Regions from separate parts of the Homo sapiens genome. Here region 2 is linked to region 1. The links are chromatin loops, found by intact Hi-C in ENCODE. Cell type or tissue: dorsolateral prefrontal cortex. All regions are shown on one strand. Each heading gives the region's core, and the rest is flanking DNA. Links, peaks and the distances in the headings are about the cores only. Region 1 overlaps LINC02774 (long intergenic non-protein coding RNA 2774). Region 2 overlaps LINC02774 (long intergenic non-protein coding RNA 2774).

Region 1 (10,278 bases), core at 1,751-6,750:
CATACCCTCTCTATACAAGTTAAATAGGTATGAAAATAAATAAATACATATGCCCTAAATTTTATCCGCCATGAGCAAATACACATGTGGCTATTTTGGAAACTGGGTTATCTCTTTTGATTTTAGAACTTCTTCATTATTTTTAGGTAAGTCAATATGGATATTAAAGTGATTAGCTCAAACTTTCCAAATTTGAAAATTTTATGCCATTCAGGCTATTACTGTATACATACATGAACCAATTTTGGAAGGAAAGAGAAATACAACAAGAAAGTTATTTTAAACCATAATTTAATGCAAGTAAATAACTCATTTTCTAAATAATGAGATAATTGACAGAATTCATTCTGCTTTGGTAGTAAGCCCAAGCAGTTTGTGTGCATGAAAAAGAGAGAGAGAAAGCATGAGAAAGAGAGAAAGAGGAAGCAAAGCTTTAATTGTATATTCCTCAAGTTTAATAGGAATAAACTATGAGCAAAAAAAAATCAAGGAACATTAAAAATCAAATAGACTACTATACATTTCCACTTGAAACAAAAATGTTCTTTTCATATATGATAGTCTTGCATATTTACTCTGCTCAGGGAGATGTTTCTTAGCTAGCTCATATTCATCTTTCAATCAGCTGGTTTGATGGCCTTCCACAGGCTGCAGGGAAGATCTGACAAGTGGAAAGAAAAAAAGGCAAGCAAACCCTGATGAAGAGAATTTCAGAAAGAAAGAAAAGAAAAGATCCAAAGGGTTGGGGGGAAGAATGGAAGAAACCAAATAAAATTAGACAATGTTTTAGAAATAAAACAATTATACTAGTTTTCAGTTAGTTCATTTTCCCCCATGCATATTTTGTTTAACTGGAAATGTGTTCTATTATTTTAACTTTTTAAAAAATCTGCCTTCACTAAACTAAAAGCAAGGGACCTAATACGTGATAAAGATGAATATTCAGTAGCTAAAATCTTGATAGCCAAAGGAGGCTGTGCTACTGGCTGTCCCTCCACGAAGAAGTCTGTGGACTTCTGAAGCAAGAGAGTACCAAGAGAACAAATATTTGTTTTCTTTCAAAGACAATCCAGCATGAGGAAGCATCGCTTTCAGAATCGCCTATTATCTTATCAAGGCAACTAGATGTTAGTTTGGTCAGAGTGAATATCCAGCTTCTATTATGCTGAATGAGAGAATGGAATGATTTCTGTTTCACCCCCACCTTCAAGCCACATATCTCCAAAGCTCACCTCCAGCCCAAATGTTTTTCTTTATGCTTTTTACTTCTGAGTTCTTAAAGCGTGTTATTACTATTATTTATTTTTAGTGTTGCAATCTCCAGCAGTCCTTATTTTCACTCAAAATTACAATACAGGGGACTATGGCCAATGCTATGCAGATGGCCAAATAGATAATAAAGACTCAGTTCATGAATAATATCCACTCAGAAAGAGGACAAAAGCAACAGGAAAAAAGAGCCCAAATTGGACAAAATGTGCGTGCTATATTTAAAAAAAAACACACGCGATCATTGTCAGAGATCATTAAGGGTGCCCTGTAGTTTTAATTATATGCCAGTGGCACCAATTTGATGTGACTGTTTGCTCTTATAGTCAATAAAAAAAGTCATAACTGCCATCAAATTTAAATTTAATTTATTTTCTACACAGCCTTTTCTGTTTTCCTTGTTTTTTTTTCTTTTATAACATGAACACTTTTTTGTTAAAAAATGTGTGAAAGATTAATTTGTAGAATGAGGGTGCACAGCACAGGACAGATGGAGCGGGTGGGACATGACAGTTTTCGTCTGTGGCATCATTTTGTTGTTGCTATTGCAAGTGAGCAAAATAAAGCTACTGCTACCGCGATCATTTTTTGGGGGGCCCCTCAGAGAAGGTGTGTGGCTTTTCCCTCTTGCTGGGCCCTGCTGTTTGGGGACGCAGCCACCCTCTACCCTCCACAGCCAGCCGACTTATGAACAGTGTTCATAAGCCCGAGAGCACTTTAATTGTAAAATTGCATTTCTATACAATTGCACCCGACTTTTGTATAAAGCAGAATGAAACACACTTTTTCTTGGTAAGCTGACTGTGTTGAAATGAATTAATGATCTATTCTCTCTGAGATCCTGTAATGTAAACCCAAACGCATGAAACTCTAGATGCAGAAAAGAATTAATTTTTTTTTTTGGCACAAGACAAACATTCTCACATTCAAGGGGATTTTTTTTTAATTTATCAAAAATGACGACGTGCAAGTTTCAATTTTTTGCTTTGGAACAGCCCTAATTTACACATAAGTATTGTAGGAGTTTGCTATTGTAAAGGTTCTTATTGAAGAATAAAGCAATTACCACAGAAAATCACTGTCATATGGCACACACAGACATTCCGAGAAAAAGTAAAACTTTGAGAAGAAGGAAAAGGGGAATTCAGGACAGCATGTGGGAGGGAAGATGGGAGTTCTTTTTATGCACAAAGAGATCCATTAACAATATCTTTATCAGTTTCCTTCTTCCTTGTTAACTGAACCAACTTCCAGTGCCCAGAATATGCGAACGTGATTGCAAATAAATGACTGGGGTGGCAGGGGGATGAGTGAGTGCACATGAAGAGGGTTGGTGGTTAATTCATGGCAAGACACGATTTGCCTGAAAACAAAACCCAAAAAACCTTTGCCTCAAACTAGTTCAGCTTTTATAGTGAGGCAAGGTGGTCTGCAACAATATGTCAGCAGCCACGAATCCCCCACGATTCTTAATTCTCCTACAGTCACGAGGCCGCCTCGGCCTGGACATCAGTGGTTTCTTGTGGATAGGGTATTTGGTATTCCAGTCATTTTATATGATAACGTTATTTTCCGAATTAGACTGTAGGCCTTCCCAGGGAGGGATTGTGTCTCCGAGCAGAGCACGCTGTATAAAGCGGTGCTCCCCAAACGTGCGTTGTTTGGCAAAGCGGCTCTGTGGGGACCCTGGATACCGATCATCAGGGCCATGCTGATGATTCGAATCATGGCATCGTGATTCGAATCATGGGCTTTGGGGGCAGACCATGTGCAGTTGGCGTCAGGTTGCCCCTCGCTATGTAGCTGTACTTTAACTTAGGCAAGCCTTAGTTTGCACTTCCGTAAAAACAGGCATGACGATGATAGCATGCTCTTTAATTATAGGGTTAGTGGGAAATTAAGAGATAGTCCTTTGTGAAGCGTTTAGACAGTGTAAAATGTAAACCATTTAGCCCTAGTTTTCTAGAGGTCACTTTTTGGATGCTTCCAACACCTGATCGCTGAATGTACTGAAAATCCTAAATCTTTGGTATGAAACGTTCCTTATTCTGTTATATTAGGGGGGTAGTAGCATGGACAAATACAATGTTGGAGTGTACCCAGATAGGTGGGTGGGGAATGAGGGAGAAGGATAGATACGATTTTAAAACAAAATAATATAATATTACATGGGGGTGGGGCATGGTCCTTGATGTCATAGAAAATAGGGAGGAAATTTGGTGTATGTATTATGTGCCTGTGAAATAGAGTACACAGGAAACATGATAAAGAAAGGTATCTACCACACATCCAATGTAAAGAGAGTTATCTGTTTTATATTTATTCTAACAGAATGTCTCCACAATTCTATAAAGTAGGAGGCACTATAGAAATGGAAGGTATTAGCAAGTTCTTGCGATTCGCTCAAACACATGCACTGACATAAACAGACTCAGAATAGGGAATATCCATCTCTAAGTCCAATGCGATGAGCACAATACTTGCCGTGCTTACATTGAAACAATAGCAGAGCGTGTTATACTGACACATGCATGTAATTACTTACAGCCATGAATCACTTAATGACAGGTATACGTGCTGAGAAATGCATCGTTAGGCAATTTTGTCATCGTGTAAACAACATAGACTGCACTCACACAGACCTAGATGCGATAACCTACTACACACCTAGGCTATAAGGTGTAGTAGCCTGTTGCTCCTAGACTAAAAATCTGTGCAGCTTGTTACTACGCTGAATAGCGTAAGCAATTGTAACACAATGGTAAGTGTCTGTGTTTCTAAACATAAAAAAAAGTACAGTAAAAATAAGGAATAAAAGATATAAAATGGCGCACCAGTATAGGAGACGTACCATGAATGGAGCTTGCAGGACTGGAAGTTGCTCTGGGTGAGTCAGTGGGTGAGGGCAGGTCAATGCGAAGGCCTAGAACGTCACTGTCCACTACTGTAGACCTTCTGTGAACATGGTACGTACACTTAGGCTACACTAAATTTATTTAAAAATTTTTTTTCACTAGTAAATTAACCTTAGCTTACAGTCACTTTTTTACTTTGTAAACTTTTCAATTTTTTAAAAACTTTTTGTCTCTTTTGGGATAACACTTAGCTTAAAACATAAACATATTTATTGTACAGCTGTACAAAAAATATTTCTATCCATATTCTATGAGCTTTTTTCTATTTTTAAAATTCGTTTTTTACTTTTTAAACTTTTTTGTGAAACGCTGAGATGCAAAGACACACATTAACCTAGGTCTACACAGGGTCAGGATCATCCATGTCACATCATCTTTCACTGGAAGGTCTTCGGGGCAGTAACACACGTGGAGCTGTCATCTCCTGTGATAACGGTGCCTTCTTCTAGAACACCTACTGAAGGACTGACCTGAGGCTGTTTTGCAGTTAACTTTTTTTTAAAAAAATAAGTAGAAGGAGTACACTCTAAAATATAATAATAAAAGTATAGTGTAGTAAAAACATAAATCAATGACATCGTTGTTTAGTATCATTATCAAGTATTATTTATTGTACATAAATGCATGTACTGTACTTTTATACAACTGATAGCACAGGTAGGTTTGTTTATACCGACATCACTGGAAAAATGTGTAATGCATTGTGCTATGATGGTACAATGGCTGTGTCACTAAGTGATAGGAAGTTTTTAGCTCATAATCCTATGGGACCATCATATTTGCAGTTCATTGGTGACCAAAACATCATTAGGTGGCACATGACTGTATTTCTATGCATGCTGATACACAAAATGTAAAGTATCCTTATTTTTCTTTTGCCATCAGGTAAAGTTACATTTATGCCCAAAACACTGGAGAATAGTTAATTCACTGACTACAGAGGAATTCTGATGGGCTAAGACTAGGGTGAAAATGGCAAGCTCTATATGTTACATATGTTTAAGTGTAAACAAAGAAGTGTATACATGAACACATGTGTGTGTCTAAAATTGCATTTTGTATACGCTAATTTTTCCCTCACAGTAGGAAGCTTGCAGTTATTAACTGTAGCAAAGTCTTCTGGTCCCCTACCCCAATAGCTGTTCTCCCCTTCTTCTTTAGTGACAAAACTCTCAAGTACATGACTGCCCCCAAGTAAAGCTTTCCCAGCTTTCTTTGCAGCTAGATAGCTCCCTATGACAAATTCTGGACAATGAAATGCACGTGGAAGTGTTTTGTGCAGTTTACAGGAAGCTTCCTTAAAAGACCATGAATATGCCTTTTGACCCTTTCTTCTTGGTTGCTTTCTATTGTCTGGAATATGGACGTGATGGCTGGAGCTTGGGCTGACATGATGGACCACAAGGATGAGAGCCACATTATAAGGAGGCTGGAGAGGAGAGCTGGAGGAAGTTTCTTAATTTAATGACTTCCTAAAATTACCATACCAGCCCAGGACTGCATCCTTCCCAACTTCGTTTCCATAATAAATAAATCAAGGTTGGTGGAGATATACATTGGTGCAGCCATTATGGAAAACTGTATGGCAGGGTGGGGGGGTTCCTAAAAAAATTAAAATAACACTAATATATGATCCAGCACTCCTATTCCTGGGTTACATCTAAAGGAAATGAAGTCAGTATGTTGAAGAGATATCTGCACTCTCATATTCATTGCAGCACTATTCACAATAGTCCGGGTATGGAATCAATCTAAGTGTCCATCGACAGGTGAATAGATAAGGAAAACATGGTATATGTACAACGGAATACTAGTCAGCGTTTAAAAAGGAGATCCTGTCATTTGTGACATGGATGAACTGAAAGGCTGTCATGCTAAGTGAAATAAGGCAGACACAGAAAGACAGATGCTGCGTGATCTCACTTATATGTGGACTCTAAAAAGTTGAACTCATAGAAGCAGAGAATGGAATGGCAGTTACCAGGGGTGAGGAGAATGAGGAGATGCTGATCAAAGGGCAGAAAGGTTTATTTCTGAGGATAGACTAGCCCAATGTGTTCTGGTTGGCGGGGAGAAGAATGTGGGACCCTCTTCCATGCAATTATTCAGAGACCAATCTTTTTCCATCTCGGCCACCGGAGACTCCAATCATCTTCCATATATGGCCTCCCAAGTCCCCACAGAATAGAAATAGATATCACATAGGATTATACAAGGAGATTTAACATGGTCCATGCCTAGGGTGGCATTTGACGCTTCTACCAACAAGCTATTGGCCAGAACTCTGTTGTATGGCCCAAAATTAACTGCAAGAGAGTCTGAGAAATTTAGTCTAGCTGTATTCCCAGAAAGAACAAACAAGAGCATAGCCTTCTCTTACCTAGTAAATAAACAGAAAATATAGTTTCCAATATCCCTGTTTTAAATTTATTTTCTAAAGGCCCACTTAACAAGGTCCACATGCTCAAGGATACAACTCACTATGTCACAAAATCGTCTTCTTATGTCATCTTAATATTGAAGCATCTAAGACTCAGACATTTCTAATAATGGAAGATGAGCCTCCAGAAATGGTGTGGCTTTGATCTCAAGCCCTGGCCAGCTACTGTTCTTCTTATTCCTACTGTTGCCCTTCTTCCTTGTTTGTGTGCTTTCCCATGATGAGGCATAATTTTTGAACATCTATAGAGGACGTTAAGGAAAGCTTCCATAGGGCTTTATATCCCAGCACTTTGGGAGGCTGAGGCGGCTGGATCATGAGGTCAGGAGATTGAGTCCATCCTGGCTAACATGGTGAAACCCCGTCTCTACTAAAAATACAAAAAATTAGCCGGGCGTGGTGGCGGGCGCCTGTAGTTCCAGCTACTCGGGAGGCTGAGGCAGGAGAATGGCGTGAACCCGGGAGGCGGAGCTTGCAGTCAGCCGTGATTGCGCCACTGCACTCCAGCCTGGGTGACAGAGTGAGACTCCGTCTCAAAAAAAAAAAAAAAAAAAAAAAAAAAAAGAGGCAGGGCATGGTGGCTCACGCTCATAATTTCTCTATTCAGAGTTCAGCATCATTGTCAAGTATTATTTGGGAGGCTGAGGCAGGAGGATCACTTGAGGCTAAGAGTTTGAGACCAGCCTGGGCAACATAGCAAGACCCCATCTCTACAAAAAATTTTTTTAAAAAATTAATTAGCCGGGCATAGTGGTGCACACTTGAGGTCCCAGCTACTTGGGAGGCTGATACAGGAGCATCACTTGAGCCTGGGAGATACAGGCTGCAGTGAGTGCTGATTGCACCACTGCACTACAGTCTGGGAGACAGAGCAAGACCCTGTCTCAAAAAAAAATTCACTTAACTTGTAGTCTGGGAGCATATTGCTAGAGATAACAATGGATCATTGAGGCAGATAGAGCTTTTTCATTTCCTTTTATACTACTGTTGTGTATTTTATAGGCTATTGTTATAAAAAGCTACCTGATACTTGGGCAAAATAAGATCATTTAGGGTATTTTTTTTAACAGGGTGAGACACTTCAAAAACAGACAGTCAGACAGACAGATATATAGATAGAATTCTATTTTCCTCCAAAAAATCAATCACGATGGTTTTATTGAACCAACGTTTCCCACAAATTCTGGACAATTACCAAAGACAATCCATTTCAGGAAACATGATTGAGATAAAAATGATAGATGCAAAAGGAATAATGTTTAAAATTCCATTTCGGCTTAATAATGAGTTTGTGGCCTGCATCATAAGGCAAGTTATTATCCATCACATTTTATCATGAGACTCTTTCTTGCATTTTTATAAAAATTTTACAGCCTCTATTTTCAGAACTGTCCAGAAGATGTTGTTACTGTTCACTGTTGTTTCCTTTGATGGTTTGATTTTTGAAGTTCAGCTTTTTTTCAGAGTTTTGAGGCATATGATAGGCAGAAGGTAAATTTTAGGAGATTTGTCTATTTCTTAGGGGGAAAATGAAGCAAGATTTAACTCTTTGGCTTGTTCACTGGAAATACAAAAATGAATTTAAAATTTTTCTATTAACTAAAATCTGAAGTATTGATGTTTATTTAGGGTACAAGAGGAAATTGTACAAAAATACTTTTCTAAAACCAGGAAACAATTTGAAGTTAAAAATGAAAAGACTTTTGATTTGTTTTTGGTATGTTTCAAGGAAGCCCCATTTGGGGGTTATTTGGGTTTAGAATAACTGGGGTCACATGTCTAACAGTCCTGGCACGTAGCAGGCACTGAAATAGTTTTTGAACCACGAATGTGAATGACGAGGACCCCGCAGGACTGGGAGAAGAAGATCACCAAGAGGGAGACTTGAGAGGCGGGGCGTGGTCTTCGTTTCTGGTAAAGAATGAGAGGTTGCCTGAGAATGCCTAGCCCTGCAGCCCACAGGGAGCCCTAGCATCTCTAAAGAGATGTAGAGGATAAAGTTCCTAACATGTAATTATTCCACTCTCGTCTACCATAAGGAAATCACCAAGTATCTGCCAGAGGTTTGTGGCTTAGAGAAGGAGGAGGGATTGCTCAGCTGCCTGACCGTGGCTCTGAGCTGTAGGAAAACCATCAGGAATTCTTCAGCCCTCCTGTGCCTTCTGGTATGGAGCCAGAACTAGACTAATCCCTTCTTTCCCCCAAATCTTTCTCCATGTGTCCAGGCTTGTAGATCTGACCACGGGCCTCGGTCACTAATTCACGACCTTTAATGCTCATCAGAATCGCCTGGGGGCTTTTCCCACAATACTGGTACCAGGGTCCCACCTCAGACTTACTGAACCCAAATCTCCAAGGATAGGGTCTTGGCATGGGATCCGAGGATATGTGCCTTTTAAAGCCTCCCTGTTGAAGCCGTTGCTCGTCAAAGATCAAGAAACCCTGGCCTGGCTTACCTCTGCAGTTGAACGAAGCATATTGTTACTTGGGGCTTTGAATGCAGTTGTCACAGCCTTTGGTCACCAGCTTGATCTGAAAAGACTAAATTCATGTCCTCAGTCACCGGTGACTGTGTGATCATGAGTGAAATGCTTAACCTCACTGCAGTCTCTGTCCCCACCCCTAAGATGCAGGGACTAGTCTGGGTATCTTTATAACGTGCCACCGTCTTAAACAACTTATCCAATTCCTAACCATCTGGACTGAGTTTCTGTGAACATATGAACACTCAAAAAAAGAAAGACTGAATAAGTGCAGGTGGACTATTAACAACTACAGAAACCGTAACAGTCTGGATACTCATTTAACACCATTAAAAGAATTAATGCATTCCTTGGTAAATAAGTGGTTAGAGTATGATTAAATATGCCTAATATTTTTTTTCTTTAGAAAACCCAGAAAGTACATCATTTCCAGTTCAGAACAACCTGGTCTATAACCAAAGATACTTTCAAACAAGAGGCCAGTCAATGTCAAAACATTGGATTACAGTTGTGAGACTATCAAATAACTAAAAAATGAGATTATCATTTTTCAGATTCCTTTATTATCTCCAGTGCTCAAGCTACAGACAGAAAGGAAAAAAAAAAAAGACTACTTGGGATGAACATTGTGTGGAATTTTTTATTTAGCCTGCTGTCTTTTTGAAATACCGATTTTCATCTATTCTGAGTCTTTTGATATAGATAAGTTAAACTTGAATGAACAGTCTTTTTGTCTAGCTTGCCTCATCCTAATAACAAGAATGGAGTGTGCTTTTTTCCCCTTCAGTAGTTTATAAATAGTCCTTATAAAACTGCCCATTACCTTTTTATATATGCTAAGCTCATTACTGAAAAATTACACCTCCTCACACCTCCAGGCCTTTCTACGTCTAAATGAAACTCTTTGCACTTAAATGTATATGGCAGGAAAAATCAGCAAATACTAATGTTGAAACCCCAAGGGGGCAGCCTGCACACAGATGAAAATATGACCGTGCACATACACAGTTTTTGTTGCATGACACCAGGCCTTGAGGAGAAAACCAAGCCAACCCCTGCATAAGAGATTTCACAGGGGTAAGTAAAAGAACCCAGGGCTCTGGTATACCCAGATTCAGATGTCAACTCAAAAAAGTCCATAGAAACCCTGACGTTGTTTCAAAGCACAGCG
Region 2 (10,278 bases), core at 1,933-6,932, 75 kb after region 1:
TATCATTTAACTGCTTCTAAGTAGTTTGCTATATTCCCATGTATTCTACTTCTTTTCTTTTCTTTTTTCTTTTTCTTTCTTTTTTTTTTTTTTTTTGAGATGGATTCTCACTCTGTCGCCCAGGCTGGAGAGCAGTGGCACAATCTTGGCTCACTGCAACCTCCACCTCCCAGATTCAAGTGATTCTTGTGCCTCAGCCTCCTGAGTAGCTGGGATTACAGGTGCCCACCACCATGACTCACTAATTTTTGTATTTCTAGTAGAGATGAGGTTTCACCATGTTGGCCAGGCTGGTCTCGAACTCCTGACCTCAGGTAATTCACCCACCTCGGCCTCCCAAAGTGCTAGGATTACAGGCGTGAGCCACCGCGCCTGGCCCATGTAGTCTATTTATGACCACATACTTATTACCAATGATGTGAAGTAAAAAGCAAGTCATGCAATACTGACTATATTGAAATTACCAAACATTTGATAGTCATAGTTGAACTGCCAAGCAATGAATGATACAGCAGTATAGTTAAGTTCATTTAGCCACTAGGATTCCTGCAACAACTGGATCAACCATTTTTAGACTGGTTACATATCAATGAACAGTTGATGAACTTTGGTTGCAAATATGACTAAAATTACCCAGACTACAAATATTTACTCTGATTACTGCAATTGTTAACTGATCATGTATTGATCTAACCTAGTATTCATTGGTTAACCTGCAAATGGCCATGCATATAGATGCACAAAGTGTGTTATAATTTAGTTTTAACCTCCAATGACATATAGGCAAGAAAAATACATGTAAAATGTGCTATGAAAAAATTCCAGATATATGTGTGTGTGTATGGAAAGTTGGTATTGCCCATCGGAAGTTTGCTAATAAAATGAATATCAAAGAATATTTGTTAACAATTGAAGGACTCCCTGGTGATTATACAAAGAGATTGAGATAAAATTAGCAATATCCATATGTGAAAAGAAGCTTGAAAACAGATGAATACAGTCTTAAGCATCAAAAATATATACCAGCTGAACGCATTGAGCAATCTTAGCACCACTAAACATGGGATGACTAGGTATTATTTGCCCCGTAATGTGTTGCAATAGGAAATACACAGCACCAGCTATGAAGTATTCTTGCCTAAAAAATTGAACTTGAATCCCAACAAGCCTAGAGATCTAAATACCAATTCACAGGAAATACAGGAGATGAAAGACCAGGTTAAATGTCTTTACAAGCCAACAACGGGCCAAACTCAGAATGCAAGGCACTCTATGGACAAATGACCTGGTTTATCTAACTAATCAGTAACAATGAAAAAAAGAGAGAAAATAAACCATAGAGCCATTATCAGAACCTCGTTTGGGTCCTGATTTGAACAAACAAACTGTACAAATGTACCACTGAGACAAACAGAGGACTCTGAGGCTAGACTAGGAATTAGATGATGTTGAAGAAATATTATTCTGGGTTGTTGTGTGTTTTTAATTGCCCTTGCCTATTAAAAATGAACATTGAAGTATTTCAGGGTAAAATGACATTTCAAATTTACTTTAAAACACTCCAGGAAAGTGGGGAGAAAATATGTGTGTGGATGGCAGGGAGAAAGATGAGACAAAGTTAGCAAAATGTTAGTAATGGTTAAACCTACGTGATGGGTACCTGAGTCTGTCTACTATCTACTTCTTTAGTATGTTTTACATTTTTTCACACTGAAACATTTTTAAATGAGTAAATGAATCTACACTCCATTTAATTGTTTATTTACATAACACGGTGATAGATATCAGCACAGTAGTTTAGGGGAATAGATGGCAGCTTAAATCTTGATTTGCCTGCAAGTTCTAAATCATGAATCTTCAGTAAGTTCAATTTTAAACTGTAGTGAAACAATAGCCCAATAATCTCCATACAGGACTACTCTGGTTTTCATTAAAAACAAAACAAAAAACACCGAATTCTTACCTATCTCTCTTTTCCTCTTTTCCCACTTCCAGCAGACTCACAAGAATGAGTTGCTTTACAGCTACATCATTGTGTCTTCATAACCATCCCACAGCCCTCCTGGTGGGGCAAGGGAGGGAAAACAGTGCCTTAGCACAAACAGGCTCATTGCTAACATGCCTAGGGGCTATGTCTGATCCATGAATTGATGCTTTTCATTCAAAAAAGAGCTGGGGCGGGGGTCTTGCTAGGGGTCTGTAGCTGGTGCATCAGGAGAATGCAGAGAAAGCGGAAGAAGATGAGGTCTTAAAATTAATATATAAATTTCCCTTTAATTTTGTTTTGCTTTTGTAGATGGTTTTATTTTAGGTAAATAGGCTTTACTTTACCACCTCTCCAACACAGTTATTTTTTAAGCCTAGGAAAAAAAATGTATTCCAGTTTACCATGGGCAGAAAAGACAAGCTGCCCCATATGAAGGTGCCCCCGTTCACATCCCGTTGCCATAAATCCCAGCTCACATAGTACTCAAAAGCCCTCCAGGGATAGCAGAGAGGTGTAATGCAGAGCAACCATTCGAAGGGTGGAAGAAAAGCACATCCTGATGTCTTGGAGCTAAGAGAAGGAAAAGGATATTTACACAAGATGAGACACCAATACATTGGGAAGTTCAATGTGCTTAGAAATAGACAGTGGCTGGGACAAGTATAGGGGAATCAAATTGCTCCAACAGATTGCATGTTTCATGCTTAATTTTCATTTAATTCCTGAAGACAGCAGGCGCTCAAGGGAATGACCCACCCTCATCCTCAATCTTCAGAAAAACTTTTGCTGACCCCTCAAACATCAAGGCCTAGAAATATCCTTATTTGCTGCCTTGGATTGGTCATCTTCCATAAAGTACTTATTGATGAGGAGAAACGTTCATTTGAGATTCAGCCACAGAGTAGTGTTTCAGACCAAGGAAGATGTACAGGGTGGACATGTCCAGCCTCTTCCTCTGAACTGATTTATCTCTCATCATCTTTGTGCCCTGAGGGAACAGGAAGCCCTCTCACCACCTCCTCCATCTCCTAGTTGATCTATGTCACAAAAGTACAATTAACAAATTAATGTATCTGTTTTAAGCAGAAACATTTCTGTCAGCTCAGTCAAGAAATGAAGTAAAGTTAAGTGATAGAACTGAAGTTCTGAATAACAAGAATAGTTTTGTTGGGTTCAACATGAGGTTATAACAAAGTAGAAGTAATGGAGAAACTACAATCAGATATGTTTAAATGCCTTTAACTTATTGGGTTTTTTAATTAAATAAGGTAATATATGCAGGGCCAACTGGAAATAAAGACAGCATGTTGCTAATGGTCAAGAACTGGACACCAGGGAGAATTAATTAACCCTTAATGTAGTGGTTCCCCAAAAGTCTCCAAATACATCTAAAACATTCACTGTGCTGCAATGATCATGAATAGAAGCTGATTTATGGTGCTGATTTAGTTCAATATTAACTGGAAAATCTAAATAATTATGAATTTCCTTGGGGACATAGAGTAGGTGACATCCAACCAGTTTTTCTCATTTATAATTTCCCTTGGGGGAAAGAAGCTAGCTAAAATATATGTATAAAATTTAAGACTTTAAGGAAGACTGAGGCCTGATTTGTTTTGTTTCTTCCTAAGAGAAGTTTAGTTATTATTAGTGAGGGTGATTTTTTTAAAATTCTGAATATTGATATTTCATAGACCATAGGTTCATTTTTTCAACAAGAATTTGTGGGGTACCTACCATGTTCAAGAGCATGTGCTTCTAGATTTAAGAACCCAATATTTAATCCCCCTTGTTTAGTTTTTATTATTTTTAACAAGGTAATCGCTTTTAGCCTTCCTGTGACATGACTAGACTTTAGTGACAATAAAAATATTAGAATAATAATTTCTAGCCACTAACAAAAAAGTTGCTTTGTTCTTTCAACTTTACATCTGATATTAAATGTCATTGCCCAAAAGATTATACTATATTGTATTTTTATTCAAGCCCAACTTACAGCATTTTAGAGGAAATTAGAGCCAAGTCCCATTGGTATTTGAAAGTGGCAATATCATGATTTCTCCATATTTTGTATTCCAGCATTTTTTCTCTTTTCCCAACCTGTTCTGTAGACAGGTTTCCAATTTTGTACCACATCTTCAAGTGTGATTCTACAGAAAGTTTTATATAATTGGGGAATACTCATGATATTTCAGAAACAAATAACCCTCTAAGTTGATAACAAATAAATTTTGGTTTAAATGCAAAGTGTACTTTCATTTCCAAAAATCTGACCTTTATTTTTCACAAAACTCCTATGAAGAAGTCCCATTCATGAATTTTATCTATATCATAACAAAAATATCTAATTGCCTCTTCTATGAAATCTGTATTTATCAATTATGGCTTTCTCGGGGAAATTCTAATTTGCAAAAATGCTCCATATTCCAAGCTTTAACAGTTGGAGGTGGATGTCCTTAAGGATGGAGGGGAAAAAAGTTCTTTTTTAAATGGCACATTTACTAATTATAAAATGCTCTTATCTCTCTGCAGCCAAAGCCAAAATGAACATGTGCCTTGTACTAAGAAATCCCAGGATTGTCACAACTTGTGCCAGCTGTTGAGGTTGTGACACCTGTGCCAGCATCGCCAGCTCTGCCCACTGTCATCTGTTCCAACTGTTCCATCTGCACTGTTTGTACCAATTCTCCCATTTCTGCATCTGCACCTTCTGCAGAAACGTTTCCAACAATGCCAGCTGTGTCATTGGTGCCAAATATGCCAGATGTTCTATTTGTCCACCCTGGGCCAAATCAATGCAGTTTTGTGCTCATTAGTTTTAGCTGGTAGATTCTATTTTACAATTTTTTGATTTGTATTTTGATTGAATCCAGGCAAAATCCCCCTTTCAAAGATTTTGTGTCTATCTATCCATCTCTTTGCAACCCCAACTTTATATCTGACAACATGAAGTTGGTCAATGTTATTCCGATCTTATTAAACCAGCCCAATATTAAGTGTGGTAGGGCATTTCCTACCGTGTAAGACTATATATCGCAAAAGCCATGCAACATAGGGATAAGTTGGCAAAGTAATTAAAAAAGAATACACTTGGTTCTGATAAACAAATTGAGAATGCTCAGAAATCAATATGTTGAGCTGATTAGAGTCATCTATGGCATAATGTCCTATTAAGCTGCCTGTTTATTGGTCTTTTAATTGACGGAGTTATACATGTGGATTAATGTTTATGTTACAGACTCCCATTTTCTGGGTTCTGCTCTAGAGAGTATTAACCAAGGGTGCACACGGGTGGTAGGGCCAGACCTCCTGCCCTTGCTGTTTCCTGGTAGAACTAAGCAAGCTCAAAATCTGGTCCTCCGGCTTGAAGCTAGCTTCTCTCTCCTCTCCCAAATGTCAACTCTGCTGCTGCCAGCACAAGCCATTCTTATTCATATGCTCTTCCAGCTTTACAGTTGAAAAAAAAAGGTACTTTCATACTCACAACCCTAATATTCTCCGTCACCACACACCAAAAAATAGCGTTTTTTTCTTTTCCTTTCTCATTCAGGGAAGTCTTTTTAAGGCATCCTAACATTCATCTCTGAATTTTAACCCAAATTCTTTCTTCTCAAATCATTTGCAGATGTGGAGGCTGAGCCCGGCGTTTGCCATTTGAAAAGCAATGGCTTACCAGGAATGCGGGGTCCAGAGGACACGAGGCTACCTCCTATTTGCCCACCCTGGATCATTTAACTTGGCTCTTTCCAATAGTGAAAGTTGCATCCATACACTAATGCTTGAAAGTGTTAATGATAACATTCTTGACAATGGATAATAAGTCAGCTTACAATCATGTCCAAAGATTTGCACGCGGTCTATGTATGTGATGACACACAGTGAAGAAATTATCTCAACAACTTCATTAGGTTTTCCAAATCCACACAGAAAACACTAAGTTTCAGACAGGCGCTGGCTCATGCCTGTAATCCCAACACTTTGGGAGACCGAGGCGGGTGGATCACCTGAGGTCAGGAGTTTGAGACCAGCCTGACCAAAATGGAGAAACCCTGTCTCTACTAAAAATACAAAAATTAGCCAGGCATGGTGGCACTGCCTGTAATCCCAGTTACTGGGGAGGCTGAGGCAGGAGAATAGCTTGAACCCAGGAGGCAGAGGTTGCAGTGACCTGAGATCGGGCCATTGCACTCCAGCCTGGGTGACAGAGTAAGACTCTGAAAAAAAAAAAAAAAAAAAAAGAAAACACTGTTTCCACAGTGAATCCCCAAGTTCCTCTAAAACGAATGAATTTATCAAGGTCTTTGGCTAAAAAATCCCGGTGATATCTTATCTTCCCAAACAAAGGTCCGTATGCTGAGGTGCCAGGCCCATGTGGCAACTGTCTCAGCATGTGCCAGTAGTCTTGTATGAGTCCAGCACCTTCCACTCAATCATACTCTTCCTTTATAGGGTCACTTATTCTTTCTTTTTCCTTTTTTTTTTTATTTTTCTTTTTATTTTTTTTGAGATGGAGTTTCACTCTTGTTGCCCAGGCTGGCATGCAGTGGTGCGATCTCAGCTCACTGCAACCTCCGCCTCCCGGGTTCAAGTGATTCTCCTGCCTCAGCCTCCCGAATAGCTGGGATTACAGGCACCTGCCACCACGCCTGGCTAATTTTGTATTTTTAGTAGAGACGGGGCTTCTCCATGTTGGTCAGACTGCTCTCAAACTCTGGACCTCAGGCGATCTGCCCGCCTCAGCCTTCCGAAGTGCTAGGATTACAGGTATGAGCCACCGCGCCCAGTCTCCGATTATTTCTTAATATACCAAGTCCTTCACTCTTCTCTCCAAGTTTTACCTGTTTCTGATCCTTTCACTTTGAACCTTTTCCTAATCTTCTCTGAATACGTAGAGGAGATTGACTAAATATCACTTAATTGAATTGGTGGCTCTCTATCAAAATGTGTCCAGCTCCTAACTTGAGAGATCCCATCTGAGCCTGCTGACCCTACTTCTAGAAATGCCACAGACGTTTCTATTCTAATTCCCTGCAGTACAAGATGCCAGGAGGCAACATCCTTATTTAGGATTAAAATAATTTGTAACTCGTTGGGAGGGCACCCTGTGCCTTCTTAGTACATTTTAATTAATATAACTTCTGCTCCCTGCTGACAAAGATGTTTCCGATGGTGTTTGGGTCCAACATATTCACCGCCTTCATTGATGTGAGTCACTTGAATCCTTGCAGGAATCCACAAACTTCCTGGTTTCATGGAAAATAGAGAATTGCGTGTTAGAAGTGCCAGGTAGGCATACAGAGCTGAGAATGTTCTTCTTCATCTATCTGGCCCCTTTTATATAAGCTCTTAATATGGTGACCATGAGAACCTTCCAATTTGCAGATAAAATAGAAAATCACACATTTTCAGGTTCCAGTGCAAAGCAGAAAAAGGCCCTGAATGTTTATAGAAATGTGAGATCATTATGTTTAGCTTCCCCTTTTAGATAGTTGTTTTTCTAGAGTGAGTAAGTCACCATGGAGAAAAGACTGTCTATTGATCCTCTGGACATCTGGAGTAAACAGAGAACCTTAGTCCTCTTAAATTTCTCAAGTACTGTTCTACCTGCTTCCCCAATCTCACTGTCCACACTTTCAAATCTGGAAAAGAATGGAAAATCTTAGCTTCTTCATTGCATCATTATTGGGTGTATTAGTATACTATAAATATCATTCTTTGAATCACAAGTATAGTAGCAGCTCTATATTAACATTCGTGAAAATAATGTAAAATGTATTCATTAAAATAGTGTCAGCACAACAACTTACACTGGGTACCATGATCCAGCTGCTACTTCAGTTACCATGTGCTTCAGTTCAGTACTTCAGCTCATTTTCATCATTTTCTCACTCATTTCTATACTGTTATTTTTTAAGGAAAATGACACTATTTGACTCACTAAAGTTCTAAGATTTGCATTTGACTCCTAAATGGAAGTCCTCAAACTCCAATGCTGATGTACATAGATAAACTCTCTACCTCTAGAAATGAAACCTATCAAAATGTAGAAGATTCTCCAGATGTTTTTAATAAGGAAAAGAATGTAGAAGACTTTGAAGGAACAGAAACCGAGGTTAATAGAAAACAAAGTAGGGTAAGGACAGACAAAGAATAAATCACTGCACCAAATCAGTAAGATACATGGGCAGAAGTGGAATGTCCTGGTTAAATGAAACAGAGATCAGAGATCATTAGGAATGAATGACTCACAAAGTTACTGAACCATCGAGTAGAAAGGAGTTGTAGAAAAGCACTAATCCAACCAGAAATCTGAGATCCTGAAAGGTTAAGTGATGTATCCAAGCTCACATAGGCTCATTAATGGCAAATCAAGCCTCGAAAGCCTCTCTTTGTGCCTTAGTTTCTTGATCTGTAGTGCAGGGATGACAATAATAGTACCTAACCCATACAGTTGTTGTGAAGATTACATGAGTTAATGGGAGTAAAGCACTTAGACTAGGGTCTGACAGATTGTAAACACTGTGTGTTAGCTATCATCATCATCATCATCAGGATATTTCAACCTGTGTGATTTAACTTCTCTAGGATCCTACTAACTGAATCTTGCAAATCTCAGCATCAATTTAAAGTCCTACTTTTGTCCTAGCTACTCAGAAGGCTGAGGCAGGAGGATGGCTTGAGCCCAGGAGTTCGAGGCTGCAGTGAGCTATGATGGCACCACTGCACTCCAGCCTGAGCGACAGAGTGAGACCTTGTTTCTAAAAAATATTAAAACTAAATAAAGTCCTACTTTTATCTTGGGCTATAGGATCATCTTATTTGCATAGTTTTATTCTGACCATCAAATTTTGCATTATGAACAAAGAAGTTGGAATCTGAGTCTGGAAGTAAGCAATGGCCCCACCACTCGATTTCCTGTGTACTCTCTGGCACAGGACGCAGACATCCAGCCGACGGAGGGGACTCAGAACTGTCCAAGTTAATGGAAGGAAGCAAAGTCACAATGAATCTAGACTGAGAAACAACACAACAACAGTATTATCTGGCTTTAGAAAGAAAGCACACTCTCCATCAGTAGCACCCTCGCGGGTGCCCAGGAAGATACTTCTCAGTTACCTCTTCTGTGCCGGTCACGGGTATGTGGGTTCTTGCTGAGCAATAGAAAGAACGAGGCCACAGGGATTCCAGGAAAAATAAAACAAAAAACAAAAAAACTCCACTCAAAATGGAATGAGTTAACCATGTTGAGAAATTAGGAGGAGAAGACAGAAAAGAAATTATAGTAGCATATCATAAAAATAATGTCTCATAATTGCAAAGCACTTTATACTTCCCAGTTGTTTACTATGAGCTTCTGATTCTAGGCTTCAGTATTTGCTAGCACACTAGAATCCCCTGGGTGGGCAGCCTCTGAAAAGTAGAATGCCAGACCAATTGACTCACAATCTCTTAGGGATGAAGACCACGTATCTGTGTTTGTCAGAAGCTCGCCAGGCTATTCTGATGCACCCAGAGGGTTAAGAAACCACTTTTCTAAGCTTGGTCTCTTCATGAGAGCAGCCTCCAAACAGATAAATTTCAATGCACTTAAATTAATTATTTAGAACTTCAGAAGTTTGAACTCCAAACATGAAATGTTGCTTCATTGAAAAGGTTGAATTAAATTGGATTAACTTTTCCTTTCTAGGCTCCTGTTCTCAGATTTTTCTTGCTTCATCTGAATCCATTCAAGTTGGACTGAATCTCAAAAGCTAGAGATAGAACATTAGCTCCTGAGTTAGCTCCATATGCTCCTGTAGGAGTCTGCATCTCTGTTAACCTTGTTACAACTCAAGATCCATTACAACAAGTCTTATGATACGTGATGATACAGACGGAAACGTGTTAGAGAGGTGGGCCACTGCACTGGTATTCAGCGCTATCACAAACATACAGTGATACCTAAACCTCATTCATAGCATCAAAGTAGGAATCCATAGTGTGTTGGACATATACTAGATAACTTTCCAAGCAAATGTTTCAAATCATAATTAAAGCAGTTCATAGCACTTTTGTGCATGTAAGAAGAGTTTCCTAACCTGTGGACTGTGGCACACTTATGTGACCCAGATGGCTCATGGGGGTGCCAAGATAGTGACCCCTTCATCCTGGGGACAGCCGGAGCTTCTGGGCTACTTGCCTTCAGACACTAGCAGTCTCACTCCATTGGCCAAGTATTACTGTTTTCTGTATGTGCCATGACGTGAAGAATGTTGGACCCCTGAATAGCACAAGCCAACCACTGGAGCAGC

Evidence for each region. Peaks named below come from ENCODE experiments on the same cell type or tissue, not always from the same donor. Only the 100,000 strongest peaks of a DNase experiment are listed, where the experiment ranks them.
Region 2: a loop joins it to region 1, with 2.1 times the contacts of the local background. A loop is called at or near these places in 4 of 110 quality-filtered maps.

What each region holds. Positions count from the first base shown.
Region 1 is chr1:244,029,123-244,039,400 of GRCh38, reverse strand. All of the region lies in intron 8 of LINC02774 (long intergenic non-protein coding RNA 2774), which reads right to left. Among named protein-coding and RNA genes, the nearest start is that of ZBTB18, 17 kb to the left of the region's middle. In dorsolateral prefrontal cortex, for the core only: no CTCF peak of the experiment used is centred there; no DNase peak of the experiment used is centred there.
Region 2 is chr1:243,954,557-243,964,834 of GRCh38, reverse strand. The region is part of intron 1 of LINC02774 (long intergenic non-protein coding RNA 2774); the gene reads right to left. LOC105373258 (a long non-coding RNA gene) reads left to right here. Exons shown (of 3, transcript XR_949337.2): 3 at 4,520-4,718. Among named protein-coding and RNA genes, the nearest start is that of LINC02774, 42 kb to the right of the region's middle. In dorsolateral prefrontal cortex, for the core only: no CTCF peak of the experiment used is centred there; a DNase peak (open chromatin) is centred at 4,648; H3K27ac peaks cover 403 bases.